Regions from separate parts of the Homo sapiens genome. Here region 2 is linked to region 1. Evidence: read pairs that join two places in POLR2A ChIA-PET (ENCODE). Cell type or tissue: PC-9. All regions are shown on one strand. Links, peaks and the distances in the headings refer to the core of each region. The heading gives the core; the rest is flanking DNA. Region 1 has its middle 10 kb from the start of DNMT1. Region 2 overlaps SHFL (shiftless antiviral inhibitor of ribosomal frameshifting).

Evidence for each region. ChIA-PET counts read pairs that join two places held together with the same protein. Peaks named below come from ENCODE experiments on the same cell type or tissue, not always from the same donor. Only the 100,000 strongest peaks of a DNase experiment are listed, where the experiment ranks them.
Region 2: POLR2A ChIA-PET joins it to region 1 with 17 read pairs; 13 of 35 experiments call an interaction of 5 or more read pairs at or near these places.

The regions. Positions count from the first base shown.
Region 1 is chr19:10,200,739-10,209,273 of GRCh38, reverse strand. No RefSeq gene overlaps it. Among named protein-coding and RNA genes, the nearest start is that of DNMT1, 10 kb to the right of the region's middle. In PC-9, for the core only: no CTCF peak of the experiment used is centred there; DNase peaks (open chromatin) are centred at 2,853 and 4,543; H3K27ac peaks cover 3,281 bases.
Region 2 is chr19:10,091,725-10,100,259 of GRCh38, reverse strand. It overlaps SHFL (shiftless antiviral inhibitor of ribosomal frameshifting), which reads right to left. Exons shown (of 8, transcript NM_018381.4): 8 at 7,017-8,190. The coding sequence ends at 7,958. It overlaps ANGPTL6 (angiopoietin like 6), which reads left to right. Exons shown (of 6, transcript NM_031917.3): 2 at 3,687-4,278; 3 at 5,322-5,502; 4 at 6,380-6,567; 5 at 6,641-6,911; 6 at 7,481-7,922. The coding sequence starts at 3,697. The coding sequence ends at 7,671. Among named protein-coding and RNA genes, the nearest start is that of ANGPTL6, 6.7 kb to the left of the region's middle. RefSeq lists silencers at 988-1,037, 3,935-3,994, 4,055-4,194. In PC-9, for the core only: CTCF peaks have their summits at 874 and 1,097; DNase peaks (open chromatin) are centred at 1,047 and 4,089; H3K4me3 peaks cover 931 bases.

The DNA of each region.
Region 1 (8,535 bases), core at 407-8,406:
GGCTGGAGTGCAGTGGCGCGATCTCGGCTCACTGCAACCTCCGCCTCCTGGGTTAAGCAATTCTGCCTCAGCCTCCCAAGTATCTGGGATTACTGGTGCCCACTACTGCGCCTGGCTAACTTTTGTATTTTTAGTAGAGGCAGGGTTTCACCATGTTGGCCAGGATGGTCTCAAGCTCTTGACATCATGATCCACCCGCCTCGACCTCCCAAAGTGCTGTGATTACAGGCGTGAGCCACCGTGCCCGGCTGTCTGTGGCTTCCTTTTTAATGGCATCTTTTGATGAACCAAAACTCATTTTCAGCTGGGCATGGTGGCTCACACTTGTTATCCCAGCACTTTGGAAGGCCAAGGTGGAAGGGTCACTTGAGGCCAGGAGGTCAAGACCTGCCTGGGCAACATAGTAAGACCCTGTGTCGACCAAAAAAAAAAAAAAATTAGCCAGGTGTGGTGGTGCATACCTATAGCCCCAGCTACTAGCTACTCTGGAGGCTGAGGTGAGAGGATCACTTGAGCCCAGGAGTCCAACATTGCAGTAAGCTGTGATTGCACCACTACACTCCAACCTGGGAGACAGACCCTGTCTCAAAAAAAAAAAAAAAAACCCAAAAACTCATTTTCATAGAGTCCAGCATATTTTCTTTTATTAATGTGCTTTGTGTCCTGCCGAAGAAACACTTGCTTGTCCACAAGTCACATAGATGTTCTGTGTTTTATTTCAAAAGCTTTCCTGACTTTGCTTTCGTATTTAGATATGTGATGTGTCTGAGTTGTCTTTTTTTTTTTGAGACAGGGTCTTACTCTGTCACCCAGGTGGGAGCACAGTGGTGTGATCATGGCTCATTGCAGCCTCAACCTCTTTGGGCTCAGGTGATCCTTCCACCTCAGCCTCCAGAGTAGCTGGGACTACAGGTGCCTGCCATCATGTCCAGCTAATTTTTTTTTTTGAGAGGGAGTTTTGCTTTTGTTGCCCAGGCTGGAGTGCAATGGCGTGATCTCAGCTCACTGCAACCTCTGCCTCCCAGGTTCAAGCGATTCTCTTACCTCAGCCTCCCAAGTAGCTGGGATTACAGGCATGTGCCACCATGCCTGGCTGATTTTGTATTTTTAGTAGAGAAGGGGTTTCACCATGTTGGTCAGGCTGGTCTTGAACTCCTGACCTCAGGCGATCCACCCAGCCTAATTTTTGTATTTTTTTTTGCAGAGATGAGTCTTGTCATGTTGCTCAGGCTGGCCTTGAATTCCTATACTCAAGCAAATCCACCTGCCTCGGCCTCCCAGATTGCTGGGATTACAGGTGTGAGCCACTGCCCAGCCTGTTGGTAATTTTGATGGATATTTGTAAACTGAGCATTTAATGTGGGAAGAACAGGCTTCGTACCCTCTCTCATCTGTGTAGGGCTCCATAACACTTTATTGGGTGCTAACTACATCCTGGGTGCTTTGCTACACACTGGGCATCGGTGGGGGTATGGCTGATGTAAATCTCAAAATATATGATCAACAGCTGGGGTAAAGGCTCTGAAAGAAAGGGCCTGACTTCTAAAAGACCATGGAACAAAGACCTGAAAGGGCTAGGGGAGGTCAGGAAAGGCTCCTTGAAGGAGGTCATGGTTGAGCCACAATAGGGAGAATAATTGTAGATTATCCAAGCAGGAGAACTGGGCGTGTAGAATAGGACTTTCCAAGCTAAGGAAACAGCACATGCAGAAGCCTTGCAATACATATCTATGGCTGCATTAACAACAAGCCTCAAACCCCAGTGGCTCAGAACAACACCCATGCATTATATCCTGTGGTTTCTGTGGGCTGGGAATTTGGGAGCAGCTCTGTTAGGCGTCTCTCATGAGGTTACAGTCACATATCATCTGTGGTTCCACCCATCTGCAGGTCTGATGGGGGCTGGAGTGCAGCTACTTCCAATATGGCTCACTCACCTGGCTGATAAATTGGTTTCTCTTCCTATGGGCCTCCCTGCAGGGCTGTTTGAGCATCCTTACAATATGGCGGCTGGTTTCCTGGGGAACACAAGGTGGTGCTGCAATGCCTTTTATGATCTAGCCTTGGAAGTCACTCACCTTCTCTTGGCCACATAAACTGGCCCTGACTATGGAAGAAGGCTTGGCAGGGCATGAATACCAAGAGGCAAGAGACATTGAGGGCCTTCTTGGAGGCTGGCCACCACATGTCTTAGGCAGAAAGAGGCTGGAACTGTCCATGATGTGGCTCAAGTGGAGTGGGTTAATAGGTGGGCAGCAGGAGCTGAAAGGACAAGACAGGGCTGGGCACTGAGGCCTTGTGGGCTGCAGCGGAGAAGGTAGGGTTGGGTTTACCCTAAGAGCCCTGAGAAGCCATTCAGGGGATTCGGTGAGGTAGGGAGGAGCTAACATGATCAGATTTGGGTTCTGATGAACTTCTTCCGTGGTGAATGGATGGTGAGGGGGCCAAGTAGCAGCCCAGGAATGAGGCTGGGCAGGCATCCAGCAGAAAGGTGAGGGTGACCTGGGCCAGGGGCCCAGGAGGGGCAGATCAGCTGACTCAAGGGCTCTTTGAAGGAAAAACCCACAGGGCTTGGCAGCAAGCCTCTTGTGATCCCCAACAGAGAGCTGTCTGCCTGCTCAAAGGCCCCACGAGGAGTAGGCGGCTCTACCCAGCACACGCTATGGGACTTGGGTTTCTGCAGATCTGATTCCTAGCTTAGGCAAGTCGAGCCTGGAGAGAGTGCTTCTGAGGCCCTTCCAGGGTAAGGGTGGTAAAGTGTCCCCATTGTTACTGAGTGCTGCTGTTCCTGCCCAGGGCCTCTGATGGGCCTGGCACTGAGCACGGTGTCTGGGATGACTCACCTTCAGCCTTCTGACTGACCGTAGCTCAGGACACGTGGCCAGCTCTCCACCAGCCTTCGTGCTCTGGGCTGCCTGGACCTCGGTTAGACTGGTCTCTGGGCCTCTCCTGGCCTCCCTGGAATGTGGCCTGGGAAGCAAGGAGCTATGGCCTGGCAGATCTTTCCTTTTCATTTACATTTTTTCTTTTTGGTGGGGACAGAGTCTTGTTCTGTCACCCAGGGTGGAGTGCAGTGGCATGATCTTGGCTCACTGCAACCTCCACCTCCCAGGTTCAAGTGATTCTTGTGCCTCAGCCTCCCGAGTAGCTGGAATTACAGGCGCCTGCTACCATGCCCAGCTAATTTTTGTATTTTTAGTAGAGATGAGGTTTCGCCATGGTGGCCAGTCTCGGACACCTGACCTCAAGTGATTCACTTGCCTTGGCCTCCCAGTGTGCTGGGATTACAGGCATGAGCCACCGTGCCCGGCCTAAATTTATTTTTTGTTTTTTAGAGATGTGGACTTACTCTGTTGCCCAGGCTAGAGTGCAGTAGCATGATTATAGCTCACTGCAGCCTCAAATTCCTGTCCTTAAGCAATCCTGCCCCAGCTTCCCAAAGCGCTGGGATCACAGGCATGAACCACCATGCCTGGCCTGGCAAGTCTGTCTTGTGGCATATTAGGAAATGTGACTTTGGAGGCTGAGAGGTGGAGGCAGAGTGAATGCCCATGAAATCTGTACCTGTTTTCTTTTAGAGGCTCCACTTCCTTCTCTCAGGTAAGGCATGAGCCACTGTACTCGACCTTTGTTTGGTCTTTCTTTTCTCCTTTCATTTTTTTTTTTTTTGAGACAGAGTCTCACACTTTCACCCAGGCTGGAGTGCAATGGTGCAATCTCGGCTCACTGCAAGCTCCGCCTCCCGGGTTCACGCCATTCTCCCGCCTCAGCCTCCCGAGTAGCTGGGATTACAGGTGCTCACCACCACGCCCAGCTATTTTTTTTGTATTTTTAGTAGAGACGGGGTTTCACTGTGTTAGCCAGGATAGTCTCGATCTCCTGACCTCGTGATCCGCCCGCCTTGGCCTCCCAAAGTGCTGGGATTACAGGCGTGAGCCACCGCGCCAGGCCTTCTCCTTTCTTTTCTTTTCTCTTTCCTTTCTCTCTCTCTTTCTCTCTCTCTCTTCCTCTCTTTCTCTCTCTTCCTCTTTTTCTCTCTTTCTCTCTCTCTTTCTTTCTCTCTCTTTTTCTCTTTCTCTCTTTCTCTCTCTGTCTCTTTCTCTCTTTCTCTCTCTTTTTCTCTTTCTCTCTTTCTCTCTCTTTCTCTCTCTCTCTTTCTCTCTCTCTCTTTCTCTCTCTCTGTCTCTCTCTCTCTTTCTCTTGCTTTCTCTCTCTCTGTGTGTCTTTCTCTCTCTCTCTTTCTTGATGGAGTCTCACTCTGTTGCCCAGGCTGGAGTGCAGTGGCACAATCTCAGCTCACTACAACCTCAAACTCCCGGGTTCAAGCGATTCTCCTGCCTCAGCCTCCCAAGTAGCTGGGATTATAGGTGTGAGCCACTGCACCCAGCTAATTTTCATATTTTTAGCATAGATGAGGTTTAACCATTTTGGCCAGGCTGGTCTCAAATTCTTGACCTCAAGCGATCCACCTGCCTCGGCCTCCCAAAGTGCTGGGATTACAGGTGTGAGTCACTGTGCCTGGCCCTTTGTTTGAGATTTCTAGTGGTCAAGTGAACAAAGCAAATGACCCAGGAACTGGAGACAAAACTAGGTTTGTAACCTGATCTGGTTTGGGTTTCTGTTTGTGAAATGGAAATGACACTGTTGTTGGGGGAAAAACAACTTTACTTTTATTTATTTTGAGACAGGGTCTCGCTCTGTCGCCCAGGTTGGAGTGCAGTGTTGTGATCTTGGCTCACTGCAACCTCCGCCTCCCGGGTTCAAGCAATTCTCCTGTCTCAGCCTCCTGAGTAGCTGGAACTACAGGTGCATGACACCACACACGGCTAATTTTTGAGGGTTTTTTTTGAGACAGAGTCTTGTTCTGTTGCCCAGGCTTGAGTGCAATGGCACGATCTTGGCTCACTGCAACCTCCGCCTCCTGGGTTCAAGCAATTCTCCTGCCTCAGCCTTCTGGGTAGCCGGGACTACAGGTGCACGCCACCATGCCCAGCTAATTTTTGTATTTTTAGTAGAGACAGGGTTTCACCATGTTGGCCAGGCTGGTCTCGACTCCTGACCTCAGGTGATCTGCCTGCCTTGGCCTCCCAAAGTGCTGGGATTACAGGTGTGAACCATCGTGTCTGGCCTAATTTTTGTGTTTTTAGTAGAGATGGAGTTTCACAATGTTAGCCAGGCTGGTCTCGAACTCCTGACCTCAGGTGATCTACCTGACTTGGCCTCGCAAAGTGCTGGGATTACAGGTGTGAGCCACCATGCCTGGCCTCATGTCCTATATGTTAATTCAACCTATATTTGCATTCCTCTGAAGCTTGTAGTCTGTGGAGGAGTCAGCACACTAAGGCCTGAAGGCCAAATCTGGCTGGCCATCTGTTTTTATAAATAAAGTTTTACTGGAACACAGTCATACCTACTCATTTACATATTGGTGATGGCTATTTCTGCACTTTGATGATGGCAGGTTTGAGTAGTTGGGGCATAGAATGTGTGGCTCATGAAACCCGAAATATTTATCTGGTTCTTTAGAGAAAATGTGTGCCAATCCCTGCTTTGTTCTTGTGGGACAGACAGATTACGATAGATAGTAAATAAGAAAATCTCAGGCTGGGTGCAGTGGCTTACACCTGTAATCCTAGCACTTTGGGAGGCGGAGGCAGGCAGATCACCTGAGTTCAGGAGTTCGAGACCAGCCTGGCCAACATGGTGAAACCCCCGTCTCTACTAAAAAAATACAAAAAATTAGCCAGGTGGTGGGTGCCTGGAATCCCAGCCACTCAGGAAGCTGAGGCAGGATAATTGCCTGAACCTGGAAGATAGAGGTTGCAGTGAGTTGAGATTGCACCACTGCACTCCAGCCTGGGTGACAGAGCAAGACTCTAAGAAAGAAAAAAAAAAAAAAAAAGAATCTTTGACAGTGGTAAATGCTACGAAAAAACAGTAATAGTAAAGCATGACTAGGTGGGTAAAGGGTTGCTTCCCAGTGGTCTGGGGAAGCCTCTGTTTTGAGGCAACGTTGAGCTGTGTGAATCTTCCAGAAGGTTGATTTGGGCAGAAGTGGCAGCAAAAACAAAGGCTTTGGGGCACTTAAGAACTTGAGAGGCCAGGGGCAGTGGCTCATACTTGTAATCCCAGTACTTTGGGAGGCTGAGGCAGGAGAATCGCTTGAGCCCAGGAGTTCAAGACCAGCCTGGGCAACATAGCAAGACCCTGTCTCTACCAAAACAAAACAAAACTAGTCAGACGTGGTGATGTGTACCTGTAGTCCCAGCTACTTGGGAGGCTGAGGCAGGGTGATTGCTTGAGCCCAGGAGTTGGAGGCTGCAGTGAGCTGTGATTGCACCACGACACTCCAGCCTGGGCGACAGAGTGAGACTCTGTCTCAAAAACACAAAATGTAAATAAAGCTAGGCCGGGTGCAGTGGCTCATGCCTGTAATCCTAGTACTTTGGGAGGCTGAGGTGGGCAGATCACTTGAGGTCAGGAGTTCGAGACTAGCCTGGCCAACATGGTGAAACTCTGTCTCCACTAAAAATACAAAAATTAACCGGGCGTGGTGGTGCGTGCCTATAATCCCAGCTACTCGGGAGGCTGAGGCAGGAGAATCACTGGAACCCAGGAGGCAGAGGCTGCAGTGAGCTGAGATGACACCACTGCATTCCAGCTTGGGGAACAAGAGTGAAACTCCGTCTCAAAAAAAAAAAAAAAAACACCCCAAAACTGGTGCTCAGTGAAGGGAGGAATAAGACTCACCCAAACAGGACCCTGTAAAAATAGTAAAATGCTTAGATTTTATTTCAAGAACAATGGGAAGTTCTGGAAGGTTTTAGTGGTGAAGAAGGGGATGGCATGTTCCAATTTATTTTTGTAAACATTTCTCAGGGCCAGGTGCAGTGGCTCGTGCCTGTAATCCCAGTGCTTTGGGAGGCTAAGGTAGGAGGATTGCTTGAGCCCAGGAGTTTGAGGCTGTAGTGAGCTATGATCATGTCACTGTACTCCAGCCTGTGGTGACAGTGAGACCCTAGCTGGGTTGCTGTTGTTGTTGTTTAAAAAAAGGCCGGACACGTAGCTCACACCTATAATCCCAGTACTTTGGGAGGCTGAGGCGAGTGGATCACTTGAGGTCAGGTGTTTGAGACCAGCCTGGCCAACATGGTGAAACCCCATCTCTACTAAAAATACAAAAAATTAGCTGGACATGGTGGCTCGTTCCTGTAGTCCCAGCTACTTGGAAGGCTAAGGCAAGAGAATTGCTTGAACCTGGGAGATGGAGGTAGCAGTGAGCCAAGATCACACCATTGCACTCCAGCCTGGGCATCAGAGTGAGACTCTATCTCAAAAAAAAAAAAAAAAAAAAAAAAAAAGGCCTGGTGCGGTGGCTTACACCTGTGATCCCAGCACTTTGAGAGGCCGAGGTGGGTGTATCACAGGTCAGGAGTTGGCCTGGCTAACATGGTGAAGCCTTGTATTTACTAAAAATACAAAAATTAGCCGGGCATGGTGGCAAGTGCCTGTAATTCCAGCTACTTGGGAGGCTGAGGCAGGTGAACTGCTTGAATCCGGGAGGCAGAGGTTGCAGTGGGCTGAGATTGTGCCACTGCACTCCAGCCTGGGTGACAGAGTAAGACTCTGTCTCTAAATAAATAAATAAATAAATAAATAAATAAAATAAAGCTTTCTAGCCGAAGCGTTTGGAAGGGACTCTCCAGGGCAGCTGGGAGGTCAGGGAGGAGGCTTCTAGAATGAAGTCCAGGTGAGTGATGATGGCAGTTTGGGCTGGGGTAGCAGGAGCGTGGATAAGTAGAAAGACTTGGCTTATATTTTAGAGGAAGAACCAGCAGAGCTTGCTCATGTTTTGCATGTGAGGCAAGGAGAGGCATGAAAGGAGATGCCTGGATTTTTTGCCCAGACAACTTGGAAGCAAATTCCAACTTGCAGGGTACCCTTAAGGCAAATCGTTTCCATATCTGAGTTTTTTCCCCATATCTGGAAGATGGGTCAAGCTATCTCTTCCTGACAAGGTTGACAATGCTGTTACAAAGGAAATCTAGCTTAGAGGAAGTCTCCAATAAATGCAGCTGGTCTCCTTGCGTTGAAGTCCCTGAGTAGGAGGTCTGTTCATCTGTCCCCTCTTCTTATTTCCTCCCCTGGCTCTAAGGTGGGTTAGGGGCCCTGATCATGGGTTCTGACAGGTTTATGGGCCTAAGGTTCACTCTGGTGAGACTGTCTTCTGTCATTCCCTTTCTGTTCCTACCCTAGTCCAGCTTCCTTCAAGTGCTATCCCTTTGGTCTCCCATGGCCTGGACAACTGGCCATCCCTGGGGCCACTGTTTTGCCCTCAGGTTCTGGATGAAAGACAGCTGGATTCATGGTCCGTACTGCTGAGTGAGTCTATGATCTTGGGTAAGTGGCCTCTGAGAGTCCTATGTGATGAATATTTCAGGCCATGGCAAACAGGGTCCTGCTACCTACCTTTTATGGTTAAGGATTAAATTAAATAATTCCCAGGCTGGGCAACATGGGACACCCTGTCTCTAC
Region 2 (8,535 bases), core at 242-8,241, 110 kb after region 1:
TTTTCTTTTTTTTTGAGATGGAGTCTCACCCAGGTTGCCTAGGCTAGAAGGCAGTGGTGCGGTCTCAGCTCACTGCAACCTCTGCCAGGTTCAAGCCGTTCTTCTGCCTCAGCCTCCCGAGTAGCTGGGATTACAGGCATGCGCCACCACGCCCAGCTAATTTTTTGTACTTTTAGTAGAGACGGGATTTCACCTGTTGATCAGGCACCCTGTCTCTACTAAAAATACAAAAATTAGCTGGGTGTGGTGGCGCATGCCTGTAATCCCAGCTTCTTGGGAGGCTGAGGCACAAGAATCACTTGAACCCGGGAGGTGGAGGTTGCAGTGAGCTGAGATTGCAGAGCGAGACTCCGTCTAAAAAAAAAAAAAAGAGGGCGTGGGGGAGAGAGAGAGAGAGAGAGAGAGAAAGAGAGAAAGAGAGAGAGAGAGAGGGAGAGACAGAGAGAGAGAGAGCTTGTATATGGAGGTACAACCCTAAATCTGCTGTTCAAGGAGCGCTGCTGAGACTTGAATAAGGATAGGAAGGGAATGATGTTAAGTTGTGAACAATGTTCCAGGCTGCAAAAACAGCAGGTACAAAGGACCTGAGGCTGGAACTTGCTTCGTGTGAGGAAGGGCCTGGGAGGAGGGCAGAAGGGGATATGGCAGATAGCACAAGTTTTTTTTTTTTTTTTTTTTTTTTTGAGATGGAGTCTTGCTCTGTTGCCCAGGCTAGAGTGCAGTGGCACAGTCTCGGCTCACTGCAAGCTCTGCCTCCCGGGTTCAAGCCATTCTCCTGCCTCAGCCTCCCGAGTAGCTGGGACTACAGGCAGCCGCCACCACGCCTGGCTACTTTTTTTGTATTTTCAGTAGAGACGGGGTTTCACTGTGTTAGCCAGGATGGTCTCGATCTCCTGACCTCGTGATCCGCCCGCCTCCGCCTCCCAAAGTGCTGGGATTACAGGCGTGAGTCACCAAGATAGCGCAACTTTTTATGGATCATGGGTGGATTTGGGCTTTTCCTCTAAAGGAGGTGGGAGCCAAGAAGGATTCAGGGCAGAGGAGGGAGGGAGGGACGTGAACTGACTCAGATGTTCACAGGCGCCCTCTGGCTGCTGTCAGAGAGACTAGACCTGGGGTTGAGGATGGAAATCCAGAGAGCAGGGAGGCAGCTGCTGTCATCCAGATGGTGTCTTGAGCTGGGAATTCAGGGAGGGTCTGGGGGCAGTGGGGAGTAGCGGAGACGTGGAGGAATTCAGGATCTAAGCAGAAGAGCAGACGGGTCTGGCTGATGGATTAGATCTGCTGAGATGGGTTGGATCTGCTGGGGTTTTGGTCTGAGGACGTGGAAGATGGGGTTTCCAATATCCGACGGATGGGAAGGCAGTTAGTGAGACGTTTCCCTCACCCCACCTCACCTCCTTGCACCCTGCTCCCTTTGCTATTTTTTTTTTTTGAGACAGTGTTTTGCTTTTGTTGTCCAGGCTGGAGTGCGGTGGTGCGATCTCGGCTCACTGCAACCTCCACCTCCCAGGTTCAAGTGATTCTCCTGCCTCAGCCTCCCAAGTAGCTGAGATTTCAGGCCTGTACCACCACACCCGGCTAATTTTGCACTTTCAGTAGAGATGGGGTTTCACTATGTTGGTCATGCTAGTCTCGAATTCCTGACCTCAGGTGATCCACCCACCTTGGCCTCCCAAACTGCTGGGATTACAGACATGAGCCACAGCACCCAGCCTCCCTTCGCTTTTGCTTTAACCTCTCCCAGGTTGCTTTAATACATCAGGCAGGGTCCAGTCTCAGAGCTTTTGCACTTAGATCTGCTCCTCCACCAGGCCTTCCCTTTAGGCAACCCCCTCTCAAGCTGCCCCTGCACAGACCTGCGTATTCTTTACCTAGTTTGCTGTTTTTTGTTATTGTTTTGTTTTAAGAGACAGGGTTTGCTCTCGTCCCCAGGCTGGAGTGCAATGCTGCGATCATAGCTCACTGCAGCTTCAAACTCCTGGCCTCAATCGATCCTCCCGCCTCTGCCTCCCAAAGAGCTGGGATTACAGGTGTGAGCCACTGAGCCCAGATTTACAAAATAGTTTAAAAATTAGCAGGGCATGGTGGGTCACACCTGTAATCTCAGCATTTTGGGAGGCAGAGGTGGATCACTTGAGGCCAGGGGAGACCAGCCTAGGCAACATAGCAAGACCCTGACTATACAGAAAATTTAAACATTAGCCAGATGTGGTTCTGTGCACTTGCAGTTCCTTTTTTTTTTTTTTTTTTTGGTAGAGACAGGGTCTGGATACGTTGCCCAGTCTGGAGTCTGGTCTTGAATTCCTGGCCTCAAGCAGTCTTCCCGCCTTAACACAGGCCTGAGCCGCCTCACCAGTCCTACTGTTATTTTTATATTTATTATTTTATTTTATTTTATTTTTTTGAGATGGAGTCTCGCTCAGTCACCCAGGCTGGGCTGCAGTGGCACAATCTCGGCTCACCGCAAGCTCTGCCTCCCAGGTTCACGCCATTCTCCTGCCTCAGCCTCCCAAGTAGCTGGGACTACAAGTGCCCGCCACCACGCCCAGCTAACTTTTTGTATTTTTAGTAGAGATGGGGTTTCACCGTGTTAGCCAGGATGGTCTCGATCTCTTGACCTCGTGATCCACCTGCCTCAGCCTCCCAAAGTGCTGGGATTACAGGAGTGAGCCACCGCGCCTGGCCCTACTGTTATTTTTAGCATTTAACATTGTCTAATATGCTCTATTTATTCATCCTATACAGTACATATTTATTTTTTTGCCCACTAGGGGAGGGATTTTTGTCTGTTTTGTTCCTAAATGTATTCCCAGTGCCTAGAAAGGGGGCTGGCACACATTTGTGCCTAGTGACTGCTTTTTTTTTTTTTTCTTTTGAGACAGAGTCTTGCTCTGTCGCCCAGGCTTGAGTGCAGTGGCGTGATCGCAGCTCACTGCAGCCTGGAACTGCTGGGCTCAGGCGATCTTGGGATGACAAGCCCTTGCCACCATGCCCAGCTAATTTTTGTATTTTTTGTATAGACAGGGTCTCTCTGTGTTGTCTAGGCTGGTCTCCAACTCCTAGGCTCAAGTGATCAGCCCACCTCGGCCTCCCAAAGTGCTGGAATTACCGGCCTGAACGGCCCCATAAGCCTTGTTTTTATTTATTTATTTATTTTTGAGATGGGCTATCACTTTGTTGCCCGGGCTGGAGTGCAGGGGAGCGATCATGGCTCACTGAAGCCTTGAACTCCTGGGCTCAAGTGATCCTCCTGCCTCAGCCTCCCGAATAGCTGGGACCAGAGGTGTGCACCACCACGTCTGTCTAATTTTTTTTTTTTTTTTTTGTAGAGACAGGGGTCTCCCCATGTTGCCCAGGCTGGTCTCGAACTCCTGGTCTCAAGCGATCCTCTCGCCTCGGCCTCCCAAAGTGCTGAGCTTGCAGGCGTGAGCTACGGCGCCCGGCCTCGCTTGTCGAATGAATGAATGCTTGAGATGCGTTATCCGGCCTGGCGCCAAGAGCTCGGTGTTGAAGCCAGAGTGGGATCACCCTGGGGCCCTCCAGCCGTGGGGGGAATGAGATGGGGACTGAAATTATGGGCCCGGGACATCGCGGGTGTAGACGCGCGCATCCCCGCGTGGAAGCGGAGGGGTCTCGCTGGGCCCCAGCACCCCGTCTTCCTTCCGTTCCTCCTCTGCCTGCAGGTCCGCCGCGATGGGGAAGCCCTGGCTGCGTGCGCTACAGCTGCTGCTCCTGCTGGGCGCGTCGTGGGCGCGGGCGGGCGCCCCGCGCTGCACCTACACCTTCGTGCTGCCCCCGCAGAAGTTCACGGGCGCTGTGTGCTGGAGCGGCCCCGCATCCACGCGGGCGACGCCCGAGGCCGCCAACGCCAGCGAGCTGGCGGCGCTGCGCATGCGCGTCGGCCGCCACGAGGAGCTGTTACGCGAGCTGCAGAGGCTGGCGGCGGCCGACGGCGCCGTGGCCGGCGAGGTGCGCGCGCTGCGCAAGGAGAGCCGCGGCCTGAGCGCGCGCCTGGGCCAGTTGCGCGCGCAGCTGCAGCACGAGGCGGGGCCCGGGGCGGGCCCGGGGGCGGATCTGGGGGCGGAGCCTGCCGCGGCGCTGGCGCTGCTCGGGGAGCGCGTGCTCAACGCGTCCGCCGAGGCTCAGCGCGCAGCCGCCCGGTTCCACCAGCTGGACGTCAAGTTCCGCGAGCTGGCGCAGCTCGTCACCCAGCAGAGCAGTCTCATCGCCCGCCTGGAGCGCCTGTGCCCGGGAGGCGCGGGCGGGCAGCAGCAGGTAACCTCGCAGCCTCCCCGGAGAGCAGCATCGTCTGTGAAATGGGGGTTTTGCAACCCCACGATCTCTTATCCACAGTTCTGAAATCCGCAAAACCCTGAAAACCGGATTCCTACTCGCCCCTTCTGGTAACTTATTTGGGTCAAAAAGTGACTGGTGGCTATTTATAGCCTTCACTTAACCACTTAATGTGAATAGTCATAGGATCCTATAATTAAACATATCATTATCACGTAAAGACCAAAAACCCCTTTAGGAGTGTTATGTATATTCTATACACACATGCATATACATAACCCTCCCTGTGTCACTGTGTCTAAATCCAGCCGTGTTATTCTGAATTCTGGAACGTGTCCTGGTCTGGGTTTGGGATAAGAGAATGTTGCTCTGTGACAGTCCCTACGTTACAGGGTTGGTGAGAGGAGTCAGTAAGTTAGATACTGTTGGATGTGTTGTTATTATCCCTACTCTACAGAGGAGGCTGGGGCACAGATCAATTAAACCATGAGCACCAAGAGCCGGTATTTAAGCCCAGCTCTGTCTGCACTTTATTTTTTTAATTTTATTTTTGAGATGGAGTCTCGCTCTGTCTCCCAGGCTGGAGTGCAGTGGTGCAATCTTGGCTCACTGCAACCTCCACCTCCCAGGTTCAAGCGATCCTCCTACCTCAACCTTCCGAGTAGCTGGCATTACAGGCGTGAGCCAACACACTCAGTTAATTTTTTTTGTATTTTTAGTAGAGACGGAGGTTTCACCATGTTGGTCAGGCTGGTCTCGAACTCCTGACCTCAGGTGATCCGCCCGCCTCGGCCTCCCAAAGTGCTGGGATTACAGGCACGGGCCATAGCGCCCAGCCTGTCTGCACTTTAAAGCCAAGTTGTTTAGCTTTTGGGGAGGATCATTCCTAGGGCTGGGACACCCCCACTGCCAGATGTCCAGGTCATTTGGGAGCTGGGAGATTTATCCACCATTTCTGCCCCTGAGACCAGGCCTCCTGGCCTGAGGGTTAGTGCAATTACACCTGACTTTCTCCGTCACCCCAGGTCCTGCCGCCACCCCCACTGGTGCCTGTGGTTCCGGTCCGTCTTGTGGGTAGCACCAGTGACACCAGTAGGATGCTGGACCCAGCCCCAGAGCCCCAGAGAGACCAGACCCAGAGACAGCAGGAGCCCATGGCTTCTCCCATGCCTGCAGGTCACCCTGCGGTCCCCACCAAGCCTGTGGGTAAGTCGACATTAGGGCTGAGGAATTGTGGGTAGAGGAAAATTGAGGAGTCAGGATTTTAGTGGCAGATTTCTCTCATTGTGAGAAGACCAGAAGAAATGATACTCCTATTCTGATTAAAAATAAGACCAAACTTCTAAGGTGTGAAAATAGGAGAAACAAGAAATAGAAGAGGAGGGACTCTTACTTTAGTGAGGCGATGTTTGGGACTGCTACTTTGGTAAGAGTTTGAACTGGTTCAGAGTATCATATTCAGGACTTATATTATGGTGAGGAGACCATAAAAAACCAGGGTTTAAGAACCCCAGAGTTGGCCGGGCGCGATGGCTCATGCCTGTAATCCCAGCACTTTGGGAGGCCGAGGCGGGTGGATCACGAGGTCAGGAGATCAAGACCATCCTGGCTAACACGGTGAAACCCCATTTCTACTAAAAATACAAAAAATTAGCTGGGCGTGGTGGCGGGCGCCTGTAGTCCCAGCTGCTCGGGAGGCTGAGGCAGGAGAAAGGCGTGAACCTGGGAGGATGAGGTTGCAGTGAGCCGAGATCGCACCACTGCACTCCAGCCTGAGTGACAGAGCGAGACTCCATCTCAAAAAAAAAAAGAACCCCAGACTTGACATTTCCTTTGATTAGAGACAAGGGACCCAGATTCTTAGGTAAAGAAATGGCTATTGGAGCTCGGATTCTGGTGAGGAAATGGGAGAGGCAGGCCTCTTATTCTGGTGAGGAAATGGGAGAGGCAGGACTCTTTGGTAGAAAAGTGGGAGAGGCAGAACTCTTATTCTGGTGAGAGGACCTGTGAGAATCTTGACTCTTGCTCCAGTAAGGGATTGGTCAGCCCAGGCTGTGCCTCCCCCCTATCCCTGTGCCCACAGGCCCGTGGCAGGATTGTGCAGAGGCCCGCCAGGCAGGCCATGAACAGAGTGGAGTGTATGAACTGCGAGTGGGCCGTCACGTAGTGTCAGTATGGTGTGAGCAGCAACTGGAGGGTGGAGGCTGGACTGTGATCCAGCGGAGGCAAGATGGTTCAGTCAACTTCTTCACTACCTGGCAGCACTATAAGGTGGGCACAGGTGGGCAGAGGCAGGGAAGGGGAGGGAGCCTGTTCTGGCTTCCTGACTTTCCTGCCCTGCCAGGCGGGCTTTGGGCGGCCAGACGGAGAATACTGGCTGGGCCTTGAACCCGTGTATCAGCTGACCAGCCGTGGGGACCATGAGCTGCTGGTTCTCCTGGAGGACTGGGGGGGCCGTGGAGCACGTGCCCACTATGATGGCTTCTCCCTGGAACCCGAGAGCGACCACTACCGCCTGCGGCTTGGCCAGTACCATGGTGATGCTGGAGACTCTCTTTCCTGGCACAATGACAAGCCCTTCAGCACCGTGGATAGGGACCGAGACTCCTATTCTGGTAAGGAGAACTCCTATTCTGGTGAGAGGATAGGGGAGGCGGGACTCCTGTTCTGGTGAGGGAATGAAAGGAGGTAGGGTAGGTAAGACGCCCCTCTGGTAAGTATAAGGATAAGCAAGCTTTTATTCCGTCAAGAGAACAAAGGTCAGGACTTTTATCCTGGTGGGGGGATGGGGAGTCCAGATTCCTTCTCTGATGAGGCAAAAAAAGAATCAAGACTCCTGTTCAAGTAAAGGGCAGAGGGTGAGAGCTAGTACTCTTATTCTAGAAAGGAAGTAGATACTTTTCTTTGATAAAGGAATGAACGGTAGACTCCTAGTTTGCAGAAAAGGTGGGAAAGATGTGACTTGTACTTTGGTAAGGAGATAGGGAAGGAATTAAGGCTATTACTCTGAAGAAAGTTGGGGGGCCAGGGCTCCTATTTTTTTGCTGAGGAGATGGAAGATCAGGGCTTGTATTCAATAAGAATGGGAGGGGCCAGGGGATGCCTGGCAAAAGCCTTGCACTGTGAGGTGCAGGTAGAGGCTTTTATTCTGGTGAGAGGACATGGACTCTCTCTCTCCCCTCAGGTAACTGTGCCCTGTACCAGCGGGGAGGCTGGTGGTACCATGCCTGTGCCCACTCCAACCTCAACGGTGTGTGGCACCACGGCGGCCACTACCGAAGCCGCTACCAGGATGGTGTCTACTGGGCTGAGTTTCGTGGTGGGGCATATTCTCTCAGGAAGGCCGCCATGCTCATTCGGCCCCTGAAGCTGTGACTCTGTGTTCCTCTGTCCCCTAGGCCCTAGAGGACATTGGTCAGCAGGAGCCCAAGTTGTTCTGGCCACACCTTCTTTGTGGCTCAGTGCCAATGTGTCCCACAGAACTTCCCACTGTGGATCTGTGACCCTGGGCGCTGAAAATGGGACCCAGGAATCCCCCCCGTCAATATCTTGGCCTCAGATGGCTCCCCAAGGTCATTCATATCTCGGTTTGAGCTCATATCTTATAATAACACAAAGTAGCCACAGACCGTGTCTGGTTTGTATCTGCACCTGGCAGGGGTCACTCCCTGGGCCCGCCCTCCTCGTCCTCCACCTCCTCCTCTTCCTCCTCCTCCTCCTTCAGGTCCTCCAGGATGAGGTTGTCCAGGTCTTCCAGGAGGCCACCCTGGCTCAAGCAGGTGGCCACAGTGGAGCCACTGCTAATGTGAGGGTTGCTGGGGTGGAGCACTTTGGGCAGGTGGTTCTGCTTCCGGCTCTTGGGGTGAGCACAGGATGTCCCAGGCACGTGGGGCTCTAGGGAGGGAGAGGTGCTGCAGACATGGGGCTGGAGGTCCCATGAGAGTCTGGGGAGGAGGGGACTTAGGCCACGCGGGGCTCTAGGGAGGAGCTGAGACCACCAGATACGGGGACCAGCACAACTGGACATTCAGGGGTGTTGAAGATACAGGAGACCTGGGGACATGGGGGTCACCTGAGATTACAGGGGACAAAACAGGGGCCCCAAACCCAGAGACCATGGGGGCAGAGGCCATGGGGACCCTCAGGCACGGGCCACTGGGGTGAAACCTCAGAGCCTCCTGGGCAAGACCACGGAGACTGGGGGGTCATGGAGGCCATGTGGAAGCAGTGGCTGCTGCT